Regions from separate parts of the Homo sapiens genome. Here region 1 is linked to region 2. A link is a loop called in an ENCODE intact Hi-C map of the cell type or tissue named here. Cell type or tissue: PC-3. All regions are shown on one strand. Each heading gives the region's core, and the rest is flanking DNA. Links, peaks and the distances in the headings are about the cores only.

The links. A loop is a pair of places that touch in the nucleus more often than their neighbours do. Peaks named below come from ENCODE experiments on the same cell type or tissue, not always from the same donor. Only the 100,000 strongest peaks of a DNase experiment are listed, where the experiment ranks them.
Region 1: a loop joins it to region 2, with 27 times the contacts of the local background. A loop is called at or near these places in 10 of 110 quality-filtered maps.

Annotation. Positions count from the first base shown.
Region 1 is chr1:176,878,466-176,883,465 of GRCh38, reverse strand. ASTN1 (astrotactin 1) reads left to right here. Exons shown (of 23, transcript NM_004319.3): 20 at 472-607. Among named protein-coding and RNA genes, the nearest start is that of MIR488, 150 kb to the left of the region's middle. RefSeq lists a cis regulatory region at 3,404-3,421 and an enhancer at 3,341-3,485. In PC-3, for the core only: CTCF peaks have their summits at 2,071, 2,272 (motif pointing right) and 4,580 (motif pointing right); a DNase peak (open chromatin) is centred at 2,305.
Region 2 is chr1:175,142,609-175,150,888 of GRCh38, reverse strand. It overlaps TNN (tenascin N), which reads right to left. Exons shown (of 19, transcript NM_022093.2): 18 at 6,339-6,502; 19 at 2,814-3,958. The coding sequence ends at 3,818. Among named protein-coding and RNA genes, the nearest start is that of KIAA0040, 46 kb to the left of the region's middle. In PC-3, for the core only: a CTCF peak has its summit at 4,161 (motif pointing left); a DNase peak (open chromatin) is centred at 4,768; H3K4me3 peaks cover 995 bases; H3K27ac peaks cover 949 bases.

The DNA.
Region 1 (5,000 bases), core at 1-5,000, 1.7 Mb before region 2:
TCCCAGCACTTTGGGAGGCCGAGCTGGGCGGATCACGAGGTCAGGATTTCGAGACCATCCTGACCAACATGGTGAAACCCCGGCATGTGCCTGTAATCTCAGCTACTTGGGAGGCTGAGGCAGGGGAATTGCTTGAACCCAGGAGGCGGAGGTTGCAGTGAGACAAGATCGCGCCACTGCACTCTAGCCTGGGTGACAGAGCTAGACTCTGTCTCAAAAAAAAAAAAAAAAAAAGAAGCTCTCAGGTGTGATGTGTATCCCTTGCCCTAGTTGTGTCTGAACTAACTCTAGACAGCTCTGAGTGGTTAAATATGAAATAGAAAAGGCCATTCCTTCTAAGTCTCCTTCTCTACTCTAGAGATTGAGGACCAAATCATTGTCATGTTAAGTTCTCATTGAGTTGACTCCATCTCCTCATTGCTTGGCCGTCATTGTTTCTCATGCTTTTTCCATTCCTTCTCCTCTGGGCAGAAACAGTGCTGAGCTTTGTGGACGACATCATCTCTGGAGCAAAGTCTCCTTGTGCAATGCCATCTCAGGTGCCGGACAAGCAGCTCACCACCATCTCTCTGATCATACGATGCCTGGAACCTGACACCATTTACATGTGAGTAACACACACCTACCTAGTGACTTCTTACCCTGACAGTCCCAAGGCTTCTTACCGGTTTCTTCTTGCTACTTGAGTTCCTTTAGAGACTCAGCAAAACATGTTGAGTCTCTGAAGTCTTATCCCAGGTGGCATTATAGAGAATGTTCTCGAGTACTTAGACACTGGAATGGGGGGATCTAGAAAGATAATACGGTCCTGTCCCTTGAGGAGTTTGCAACATAGAGGGGAAAGATATAAAAAACTAACTTTAACTTAAGGCAGAATTAAATAAATGTAGATAGAAAAGCAAAAAATGAAAAAAAAAATTGTAAAAGAGAAGAAAGAAGTGATTAATTCTAACTAGAGTGGATGTCATCTAAACTGTGTTGTGTAGAATTTCAACCAACAGTCATGTTGGAAAAGGTATACTAGGCTCAGGAAGCTGCAAAGGCAAAGGTGAAGAAGCATGAAGGTGAGTAGCAAGTAGTCTAGTAGGGCAGAGGCAGACGGTGAGTAAAAGGGAAAGGAAGAAAGTGAGACTGGAAAGATAGAATGCTATAAGTCCAAGGAGTCATTTTTGAGGAAAGGCATAGAATACCAAGAACTCTGCTTTAGAAAGCTAGCTAGCTCCAATGGCATTGAAGTAATTTAGAAATGTTAGAAATGGGCAGCACTTTTCTTCAAAGAAATGCAGCGAACTATATCATGGCCATTGGAATGACCCTATTCTTTCTGCGAACTCTTCCCCATTTCTCCCTGTGCTCTGGAAACAATTGTAAAATGTTTGTGACGCAGAGATGTAAAAGATGCCAGAAAAGGAGAGATAATGATAGAATCTAAATCATGATGGAAAAATTTGGGTGCTAAGGCAGAATTCATAGTGATGTCGTTGTAGGACTTCGTGACCCCATCAGTATGAAAAACATTTAACAGTTTGCAGAGGAGATCACGAGAATAGAGTCAAGGTTTCCAGAATAAATCATGTCTATTTCCACAGTTAAAGAGTTCAGAGATGAAAAGCACTAGAAATTTGAGTGGCATTGATTGCAAGATGAACTTCAGTGCTCAGGCTGAATGTCTTCAATATAGGAAAAAGGGATGTTGCTATGGGCTATGCATGATGAAAGTAAAGTACATAAACACAAGTGACATTCTAGAGGATTTCGACAGTATATATAGACACAGATGAGAATACTAAGACCATGTTGGTCCACTTTTTGGGTGATTCCACCAATGCCATGATTCTCGTTGGCTCTTTTGATAGGGGGCAGTTGTGGCCCTTTATTGGAGGGGAGCAGGTGAAAGGAACAAGGATTTGGGAGTGCAGACCACCTAACCTGCTGTAAGGCATCTCAAACTCAGTGAAACTTGAACTATCATTTATAGTAAAGGCTCAGTAGTCCTTCAGTTGTGACTAAATCACACTGTTACTTAGGAATTCCAAAGTTCCAATGTACAAGAAGTGGTATTAGGAGTGCAGCCATTACCCACACTGCGACCCTCCTCATGTTGGCCTGATTGGCTGCGTTTCTGATCAGAGACCGAGGCCAATACCGTCTCTCACTCCAGCTGTCTTTGCTGATCTCCCATTATGTCCCTCCTACATCTTATAAAATGCGAACTGTGAATGCTGTTTATTGAGAAGTTGGAGCCAATGCAGGGGGCTAAGGAAGAAACAGCAAATCTCCACCAGGTGGCGCTGCAGATCACAAGAAGAGGGCCGTGTGGGAGGCCAGGAGTGACATTCCTCTCCCGGAAGGATCCAGGAGAGCTGCGCTTCAGCCCTTGGGATAGGGACAGAGCCCTAGATTAAGAGTTAAGAATACATGGGCTGCAAGCCTGGTTTTTTGTTCCTAACCACTAAATGGCTGTAAGCAAGACACTGAAACTTTCTCCAACTAAGTTTTCTTTCTATAAACTGGGAGGAGGGCGGCCTTCATTAATGGAGTGCTGACTCTGAGAATCCCCTCTGACTCTGTGAGATTAGGGGTATTGTTTCCATTTTTTAATTGAGGAAACAGGTGCAAGAAAACGGAGTAACCGCCCCAGAATCACACAGCTAGTTGCTTCGGGTATGCAAGCCTTGCATCTTAACTCCCTGCTGCTCTAGGTTACTGTGAGAATCTCAGAGCATGACCTCATTACCTCATATTAAAGCAGAGCGCTGGCTCTGCACCTGGGATCCACAGAGGTGGAACAGCATTTCTGCTTAGCTGGCTTCCTTTGTCACTTTTTATATTTTATTTAATGCTTTTTAAAACATTATTCTGAGAAGGATCCATGGCCCAAAAACAGCGAAGAACTCCTACTTGAAAGAGACCTTAAAGTATGTCTGGTCCAGCATTCTTCATTTTACAGATGAAGAAACTGAGGCCAGGGTAGGGAGGTGACTCACAGGCCTTTCAACCTACTGCCCCATCATCACAATGCATGCTCACAGGAGAGCTGCTCTCTTTCCGGACGTGTGACAGCAGACAGATAATTCAGAAAAAAGGGAGGCAGATCAGAGGGATGGGCAGAAACCACCATGACTGGAGAAGGAAAGTGGGAAAGTATCAGACAAGAGAGCCAGTCCTTAGCAGGGGGCTTACGAGTCCTCCACTCACATCAAGTTTCAGGCCTTTAAGACCCACCTTTGGAAGCAGAGCTGTTCTGTGTCGGTGCGCACTCACACAGGCCTCCGTTGGGGTCATCACCAAGTCTCTAGCTGTGGGCTGAACAATCCCAGCCAGGCAGCAGTGGAAGAAGCCCAGGAGTTTTGGACAAAGCAGTAAATATACTAACACATGAGCCTTCCCACTGGGAGCAGGGCTTATCTCTTCTGCCCAGTAATCCCATCTAACCCTCTGAGGGTGCTGAGTGTTCAGTGGTAGAAACGATAACGCTAACGGTAAGCCGAGGCCTTTCTGAGATGACCGCACATGGCATTTCCACATGAAATGTGTAAAGTGCTCCCCCGGCCATGATGATGAAATAAACTGACTGCTCTTTCAGTGGGCCCTCCAAAACTGAGGGATTTGGGACTACTGAGGAATGGCCCTTAGGTCAAGCCTGGACCCTCCTCAGAAGGTTAAGTGAAGTATCTCCTTTTCTAATACCTGCTTCATGTTAAAAATAAAATACACTACTAAAAGTGGAAAGAGCTGGAGAACTTAAATTTTGCACTGATTGCCCCATTGGGGTAATGTGAGAATTAATGTGAGGACAGGTATTTTCATCCTAGGTCAGCATCCAATACAGTTTAGCTGGAACTTACAGCAAGGCAGGCCACAGGGCAGAGCTTGGGCCAGCTTGGGGGCGGGGGGAGAGGTGGGGATTGACTGAGAGAGAAGGGGTCCATCTGACAACGAAGTAGGATGTTTCTCATTATAGTCCAAGGACACTTAGAAATTAAGGGTCCAGGGTTAAGGAATGGTGGGCTACAAAAGGTGGCTGGAATGCAGCCATAGACGGTCTAGGGCAGGTGACATTTTAACATATTGCAGGCAGCATCATGTGGCCCAGAGCTGCACATAGCCAGACTGCAGCCCTGACCTGAGTTCCAACACCATGCTCAGGGCTCTGGTAGTCAGGCAGGAACAGGCAGAGCAGGGCCAGAATGACAGGGGATGGGGCACTGGGCAGGCAGGACCTCAGCAATGGAAACCAGAACAGGGGCCTAGACTTACGGACTCAGACACACAGTCAGGGGTGCAGGCCCTGTAGGAAGAGGGAGAGCGAACTGCGAGGACCAGAGGACCGGGTCAGGCCCATGCCCCAGCCCTGTGACCATGCTGGCCTGAGAGCATCAGCCTGGGAGAGAACAGGACTTCCTATCTCCTGACACTGATGAGAACTGATAGCCAGAACTGGGCTTAGGGCACAGTCTGCAACAAGGATAAAGCCACTCCACCTCTGGGCAGAGGACGGACTTCCTACGCACAAGAGCCCTGGTGTCAGGACCTCTGTGGGAGAAGGGGGCTCACTCGGGCCCCTAGAGGGCAGTGCTACCGAGGTTTGTATGACATTGTTAATCCTGGGGCTTTCTCACTTGCTACTTTATGGAGGAAACACGGGTATGAGGGGGAACTTCGCCTTGTGGGAGTCCCAGACTACTAGGTACAAGTCTGAAATCTGCAGAGTGGTACCTTTGGGCGCCTTCTTGAAAGGGAAGGTCAAGATGGTCTAGAGCAGGTGGGCAGAGGAGGGAGTTGGTGCTGACCTGGGACTGGATTGTGGGATTGAACCAGGAACAGAGCTAGTTCTACACGGGGCTGGTCAGATACACCAGCTGCTGGGTTTGGTGGCCACATTCACAATTCTAGAAACAGTACCAGAAGCTGATGAAACATCAGCATATGGCATGTGGGGCCAAATGATGCAAAATTTCATGACTGCCACTGCTAGGGGTCCAGCCAGCCTAGCATTG
Region 2 (8,280 bases), core at 1,412-6,411:
TCATCCTTCCAGACTTAAAGCCGACATCACATCCCCGTGAAGCTCTCTCCCTTGGCACCCCTGGCAGGATGAGTCACCCTGACTCTGCCCACAGTGTTCAGTCCACCTCCCTGTGGACTCACTCTCCCCAGTTTGTTTCCATGGCTGCCTCTGCCACCACTCCAAGAGCTGCTGGAAGGCCACATTTGTGTTCTGTTTATCACTGTCTTGCTCATGTCCTGCATAAAAGGCAACACTTTGGAAACTTTACCAAGACTTCTGTCTTTGCATCTACCCTAGTGCCTGGCTTGCAGCCTGTGCCTTCTATGAGAGCTTTTGTTTGCTTTAGTTTGTTCTAAAGGGTAGAAATCGTCCCTGTAAGCTTCAAAACCTTGATGGCTCATAACCTGGTTCTAAGAAAATTGACTCTCTCTAAAAAGCAGGTCTATCCAGAAACCCATTCCACGGGCCCATATTCAGCTACCAGATTGGAAGTTGTGAGCACTGGTCACGTTAAAATGAGGTTAGGCATGGAAGTTTCAAGTTGGAATGTTTTCCTCAGTCAGACAGAGGCCCTTTGAAAATGAGTTTCTCTCAACTTCCTTCCTGGTCCCCAGTAGAACCTTTGAAGGGTCAGCTGAGGTTTTCTTCACCCGCTCCTTTGTGCACCATGGGTCCTACAGGCAAAATAATGTAAGAAATAGCTCCTGTTTCCCAAAAGTCCTCCTCTTGCCCAGTGGTGGAGAAACCCTGGGGTCAATGAACACAGGGGTGTGTGTTTTGTAATTTGCTACCATCACAGGCTCCTCCAGAGCAAAAAGACCACCGGCGGCTCCCCCACACCACAGCTACTCAGAGTGGACACCACTCCAGCAGCAGCCCTCGGCCCAGACCTACTTAACTAGAGCGTCTGGGGAAGGGACCCCGTGATCTCTGTGTTAACAAGCATGTTCAAAGTTGAGAAGCATTGCCAACAATCACCATCCTTGGCTCGAAGTCAATTTCTGGGATTTAATCCATTTTGCAAAGGAGGCACTTTTCTAAAAACCCTGGATCACTGTGATGAGCCCAAAGCTTCATAATTACGAAGCTGAGTACCCCACATGCAAACGGGGTCACGGAGCAGCAGAAGGGAATTCCAGCCAGGTGCGGCGGCTAGCACCCGTAGTCCCATCTACTTCCCGAGTCAAGGCTGGAGGATCATTTGAAGCCAGGAGTTCAAGACCAGCCTGAGCAATATAGCAAGAGCCTGCTATATATCTATAGATATAGACATAGATATAGATATAGATGATATACATATAGATACAGATATAGATATAGATGATATAGATATAGATAAAGATATAGATATAGATGTATAGTTGGGCATGGTGGCACTCGCCTGCAGTCCCAGCTACTCAGGAGGCTGAGACGGGAGGATTGCTGAGTCCAGGAATTCAAGGCTACAATGAGCTGTGGTCACACATTGCACTCGCCTTTTTTTATTCCCTATATTCTTCCTCACAACACCAGAAATTAAAAGGGAGAGATTTACACTGTTTTCCTCACACAGCCTGGGTGACAATAAGACTCCATTTCTATTAAATAAAACAATTAAAAAACTACAAAAATGTTTTTAAAAGAAGAGAATTTGAGGAGAAGACTTGGAACTGGGAAGTTGTGCAGACAGACCTTTAAGACAGATGAGACCAGCCTGGGTAAGATAGCAAGACTCCATCTCTACAAAAAAGTAAAAAATTAGCTGGGCACAGTAGCATGTGCCTGTAGTCCCAGCTACTCAGGAGGCTGAGGCGGAAGGATTGCTGGAGCCCAGGAGTTCAAGGCTGGAGTTCAAGTCTGCAGTGAGCCTTGATCATGTGAATATACAGCAGCCTGCAAGACAGAGAGAGACCCCATTCAAAAAAAAAAAAAAAGGCAGACAAAGAAATTAGCTCAGGCTCAGGCCCTGATAAAGTTAGATCAAGACTAGGAGAAATTTGGTCAATTTCTGTAAACATCTCCTCCTCAGAGAGGCTTCATAGTCCAACACCATGCAACACCTTCATCTTCTCATCCTACCTTTTCTTCCACGGCATTTCCCACTTCTTGTAACCACACATTTATTTGTTGCTTAATGTCAGCCTCCACCATGAGAATATTAGCACAAGGACAGGAATATGATGTTATGTCCTTGATTAACACCAATGCTTAGAATGGAACTTGGCACATAATAGGGCTTCATCTCTATTCGTTGAATGAGTGAATGTAAACGAATGAATGAATGACAGCACACAAGCTCCATCAATACAAGGATAGTGTCTATCTTGCTCACCTTTGTTTCCCCAGTGCCCAGCACACTGCTTGATACAAAGCAAACAACAAACTCTTGTTGAATCAATTAATAACATGCAAGCACATTTTTTCATCGTCAGCATCAACACTAAAACTGTATTTCACTGAGACCACTCATTATCAGAGCGAGCAGTTACCATGGCATTGCTCAATGTGTGTGTCTGGGGAAGGAAGGCACCAGAGGGGGATGCTGAAGACTTTAAAGGTTGACAGAAACGGTTTCAGGGGTATGGTTTGACATTCACCCAGAGGTTAAAACCTGGAGACATCTAGGCAATAGACTACACCCTCGTCCTGGAGGGGTACGGCAGCTTTTGGAGCATTCGCCTTACTTCCCATTCACTCACTTCTGCATTCTAAATACCATTATTTCCCATCATGCAAATCAGAGTCCACAGCCAACCAAATTCCATTACAATGCACGAATTGTACCTTCACTTGCATGTAGGTTAAATTTAGAATTCAAGTGCACTTACGTGGAGGAAAATAACACATGGCAATTTTTTTTTAAATCAAGTGGTTTATTATTTTTTTTCTTCAATAGGAATTTAAGTTACTTCATTGGTCACTGATTTTGCTACAGAAAACCCTCCAAAGTGATAGAAAATAAGCAAAAAGGATCTGATCTTGCTAACTGTCCGATCAAACAGTAAGACTCACGGTGCTGAGCACTCCCACAAAACCCAGGGCTCCAATAGTGCAGGGCGGGGAAAAGAGGGAGTCTGAGGCCTGGTGGGCATGAATGGGAGTTGCAGAAGAGTCTTTGGGAGGAACCAATTATCAAGACAGTCAAATTATTCAAAGTTGAAATGAGTGAGAATTTATTCACAACATATGCAGCTCTATGGACGCAATTATGCAAATGACTGAAAAGAGGGCACTTAAAAATAGCAGTAAGGCGGCAGCTTTGGTCTCCAGCATGCTGGATACAAGTCAGAACTTAGCTAAACATGAGTCCATCTTAGCCCCTTTTATCCCCTTTATTCTTCCTCATAACACCAGAAATTAAAAGGGGGAGGTTCACACTGTTTTCCTAAAAACCCAATGGGAAAGGAGGTGACAAACGTCCGGTTGTCTCAGCCCTAACCCCTGGGTCATCAGAACTCCTCCTCTGTGCTTCTTTCCAGAGAAAAGATTTGCATTAGCAGAACTTTAAATACATAGATGTAAATTTCCAGAGATTTCCAACTGGTGAAGTGCTGGGTGATTCCTTCTCTTGCCCTAATCCAGTATATATGTTGCTGAAGATAAGCTGAGAAACCTTGCCGTTCCAGTACTGTCTTTCCTACACATACTGTGCAACTACTATTTTGATTTTCAAGACCCTCATAAAGACGGGCAAAAATGCAGGTGAGAGGGAAGGAACCTCCATGGCTTGAAGCTTGGTGACATGATTTGTTCTGCGGGCTATCTGAGCACTCCCAGACCGCAGTGACCACTACCCACCCCGCCCCAAGCTGCCACAGCTGGTGGTGTCTCCTGCGAGGACTGCTCACACGGGCCATCAGAACGTTCGCAGCCTTCCTCTCAGCGTCCGCTTCTTTCTGCCCAGGACAGGCTCCCTGCTGTAGCCATGAGGGCGGATTTTCAACTCCACGTAAGGAATGGAGAATTCATGTCCTTTCCAAGGCTCCCAGTTCACCCCCTACCAAAAAAAAAAAAAAAGCCACATCAAGAAGAGGCTCTTAGGAGGAGGGCAGGGTGGGTTATGGTACAAAGGAATTAATTAATTAATTAATTACCAGTGAAACCACTCCCTCTCTGCTCAGGAGAGAGAAAGAGACGGGGTGATGAGAAGGGAGGGGAGGGCAGGATCCGGACACACGCGCCCTCTGCTGGGCAGCTGGGGTTAGACGGGCTGAGAGGACTTGGACGATTTGGAAGCTGGCGGTCTCTATGGTGGGAGCAAGGGGGTGTGAGCCCGGGAGCTGGGTGAGGCCAGAGCAGCCACAGAGACAACACAGGGGTCAACCGGGCCGGCAATGGGCAAATTATCTTTCCTTCACTCTTTTCCTTTCCAAAAAATTAAAGGCAAAAATAAACATATTAATTGGCCAGTTGTGTAAAATCATTTTCAATTTAGACTGTTTAGATATTAGCTCTGGGGTAACAAATAGCCTGCTGAAAACTAAATTTCATTTTATTTCTTTTGACTGGTGAGCGCAATAATATTTAATTCACTTAATAACCCTGCAACCTGGCCAATAAAAAGCCCAAGTGACCAATTTTATGTATTTTAATTTGTGAGGTAAATAATAAACAAGAAGCTAAATGCCTTGCAGACTGTGAAAAGCGCATTAAACAGATGAATGTCTTTTATTAGCAAATATGGGATGGTTCAGGGCATCCTGGCTGCTCGTTTCCAATATTTGATCTCCTATCCCTGGCTTCCCTGAGTCAGCCCACACGCTGCCACCATGATTCATGGGCCCACCCTCCCCAGCTTCCCTGGGGGCAAATTTCTTCTTCCCTTTGAAAAATCACATAAAGATTGGGAGTCCCGAAGACTGGTCAGGGCCAAAGTAATCAAAATGTACCTGGACTTCGGATGTGCTAATATTTACAGTAATATTGGTACAAGGTGAGTTCTGAAGAGGTGGCTTCCTGGAGGCTTAGGATCAGGGCTGCAGATGGGAAATTAGAAACCTAGGATGGGGACTCAGCGTTTGTGGAGGGGAGAGGATTAATGACGAGCAGAGACAAAGATGCAATTTTCAAGAAACTGTGAGGGAGCAGGTGGGAAGTGCCCCGCAGCTGTCAAAGAGTCAGGATGATGCACTGGGGCAGAGGAGGCTTGAGAAATAGCGGGTGGGACAGTTTCAGGGCAATGTGGGAAGAGGAGCCCTCCTGGACCCCTGGGCCCTGGGCGCACACTCCCAATGTGGAGAGACTGGTCTAGCTCAATGTTCTGGGAAGGTTTTGGGTGAAGTGGATCCAAGAGTAGGTCTGACCTAAGGCACAAAAGACTGTTTTCCTGGTGATCAAAGGACTTGAGACAGCTTTTTTTTTTTTTTTTTTTTTTTGAGACAGGGTCTTGCTCTGCCACCCAGGCTGGAGTGCAGTGGCTTGATCATGGCTCACTGCAGTCTCAACCTCCCAGGCTCAAGTGATCTTCCTGCCTCAGCTTCCCTAGAGGCAGGGACTACAAGTGCACGCCATAATGCCCAGCTAATTTTTGTATCTTTTGTAGAGACAGGGTTTCACGATGTTACCCAGGCTGGTCTCAAATTCCTGGGCACGAGCAATCAGCTCACCTCAGCCTCCCAGAGTGCTGGGATTACAGGCATGAACCACCATGCTCAGCCTAAAGAAATAGCTCTTGTTCAACTAGGAGAACAACTAGAAAGTAGGCAGTGTTTGTTATAAACTGAATGTTTGTGTCTCTTCAAAATTCATGTAGTAAAGCCCTAACCACCCCCCACCAACATGATGGTATGTAGAGGGGGCCTCTGGAAGGTAATTAGGTTTACATGAGACCATGAGGTGGAGCCCTCATGATGGGACATATGCCCCTATATGAAGAAGAGATCAGAGCTCCTTTCTGTCCGCCATGTGAGGACGCACAGCCACAAGCCAGCAAGGTCCACCACCAAGAACCAAATCTGCCAGCAGTCTGATCTTGGACTTCCCAGCCTCCAGAACTGTGAGAAATAAATGTCTGTTGTTTGAGCCACCTGGTCTGTGTTATTTTGTTACAGCAGCTAGAGCTGACAGTGTGTGAACTAGTAAAATGAGACAGCGTGCAGAGCACATCATCTGTCATTACATGGCAGTGGGCAGCCCAAGCTTTTCCCGCACCTTCCCCTAGGCAAGTGTGCAGCTCTGGGAATGCAAAACAAGCAGGGCCATGGCCATCAGGAAGGGAGGCCACGACCTCAAGGCCATGGAGCCTGGAGGAGAAGCTCTACTGCTTTGACTGGAAGCTTCAGAAGGAGAGGGGCTGCCAGACTGGCCTGGAGGGTGTCCATTTGGAAGCTGAATATGGACATACCCTGGGACAGAAAAGACATTCACCTGTCACCTACCTCACTGTGCTTGGTCTCCCCATATCTGCCATTAGGGTTGGCCAAGTGGCAGTTCTTATACCACCAGCCACCATGATGTGTCAGGGCACAGTTGCTGAGTGCGATATCATTGTCTCTGTCAAAAGTTGTAAACTTCCATCCATTGTGGTAAGTAAGAGCATCCCCTGCAGGAGAGAAGAGACGGAGGCGAGAGCCCAGGGTTAGCCACCGAGGAGATGATCAAAAGAGGACCCAGCAGGAAGATCTCTAGGCATGAAAATGCCAAAGATGCAGCCAGTCATGTCACAGGTAGTCACCGCTCTCTCAAAACAGCCCAAATGGGAACATGACACATGGGAACAAGCTGTCTTTCCTGGCCTGTACCCCAACTTCAGGCCTGTTTCTCCAACAGTTCTCATAGCATTTTCACTTGGAAGCTCCACAGTCAGATCAAATATCCAAACATAACAACTCTCCCCAAGTCCCTGACCACACCACACACAAGAGCACCACTCTCCACTCTACCCACTCTGCCTTGGGTCCACCCTTCTCCACACCACCCAGACCTGGAACCTGGAGCCATGTTTGGAAATCCCTTCATACCTCTTCTCAAGCCCTCCCTCTGCAGGTCACTCACATACACCCCTATGTCTCTGCTCCCATGACAGCCACCCTCGGCCTTCTCTCATCCTGGGTCTGTGTTAACAAAACAGCCTTCTCTCTGGCTTCTTGCCTGCCAGCCCCTCTGGAGTTTAGACGTCCATTTTCATCATCTCAGGCCTAACAGTCTACTTCATACCACGTGGAGGTGAATTCCTCTTCCATGCCTTGCAGGCCTGTAGGTTGGTTGTGCCCTATGCACAGTCTTGCATCCCACCATCTCCACCACACACCCTCCACTGTGGACCAGCCCACCTTCCAGGAGATTTCTCTCTGCCCTCATCTGTCCAAATCCCAACCATCCCTTCAAAGCCTAGCTCAAGGCCACTTCTAAAGAAGATTCTCTTTATTGGTCTTCCCATGCACCCTCCTAACACACACACACACACACACCTACACACAAACACTCCTGAACTTCCAGAGCCCTTCTGGAGACACATGTAAAATTCAGTCCTTCATTACATCCCATCTGGAAAACTGCTTTAATTATTTTGCTTATGTATCTCCTGTTTCCCTATCATATTTTTCATCCTTTTACAAGCTTTCTTTTTCTGCTCATAAAAGGCAATAAGGGCCCATATCAATCACAAGCTTCATCAAGCTCTGTTCCTGCAATAAAGATTCTTACATTTATATCTCAGCTCTAAGTTTAGCGATCTTCTTCGCATGTGCATTCTCATCTCACTCTCACAGCAACCCTGTGAAGTGAGCAGGGCAGCTCTTAGTCCCGTGGGGAAACAAATTCAAAAAGGTTAGACTCTAGGAACTTCTTAAGGTCCCACCGTCCACAAACAGCAGAGCTGGGACTCAAATCTCTGTCCTGAGATTCCAAGTCCAGGGTTCTTTCTGAGACACCAATCCACCTATGCCTTCCTTGTTTCAATGGGGGGCTTCTTGCACGCTAGCAAGAGAGAGCTATCTATCAATGGCTCTTCAAGTGGGGTTCCCAGACCAGCAGCATCCACATCCCCTGAGAACTTGTTAGAAATGCAAATGGGCCAGGCACGGTGGCTCACACCTGTAATCCCAGCACTTTGAGAGGCCGAGGCAGGCAGATCATGAGGTCAGGAGTTCAAGACCAGCCTGGCCAATATGGTGAAACGCCGTCTCTACTGAAAATACAAAAATTGGCCTGGCATGGTGGTGCACACCTGTAGTCCCAGCTACTCTGGAGGCTGAGGCAGAAGAATTGCTTGAATCCGGGAGGTGGAGGTTGCAGTGAGCCAAGATCGTGCCACTGCACTCCAGCCTGGGTGACAGAGTGAGTCTCCATCTCAAAAAAAAAAAGAAAAGAAAAAAGAAA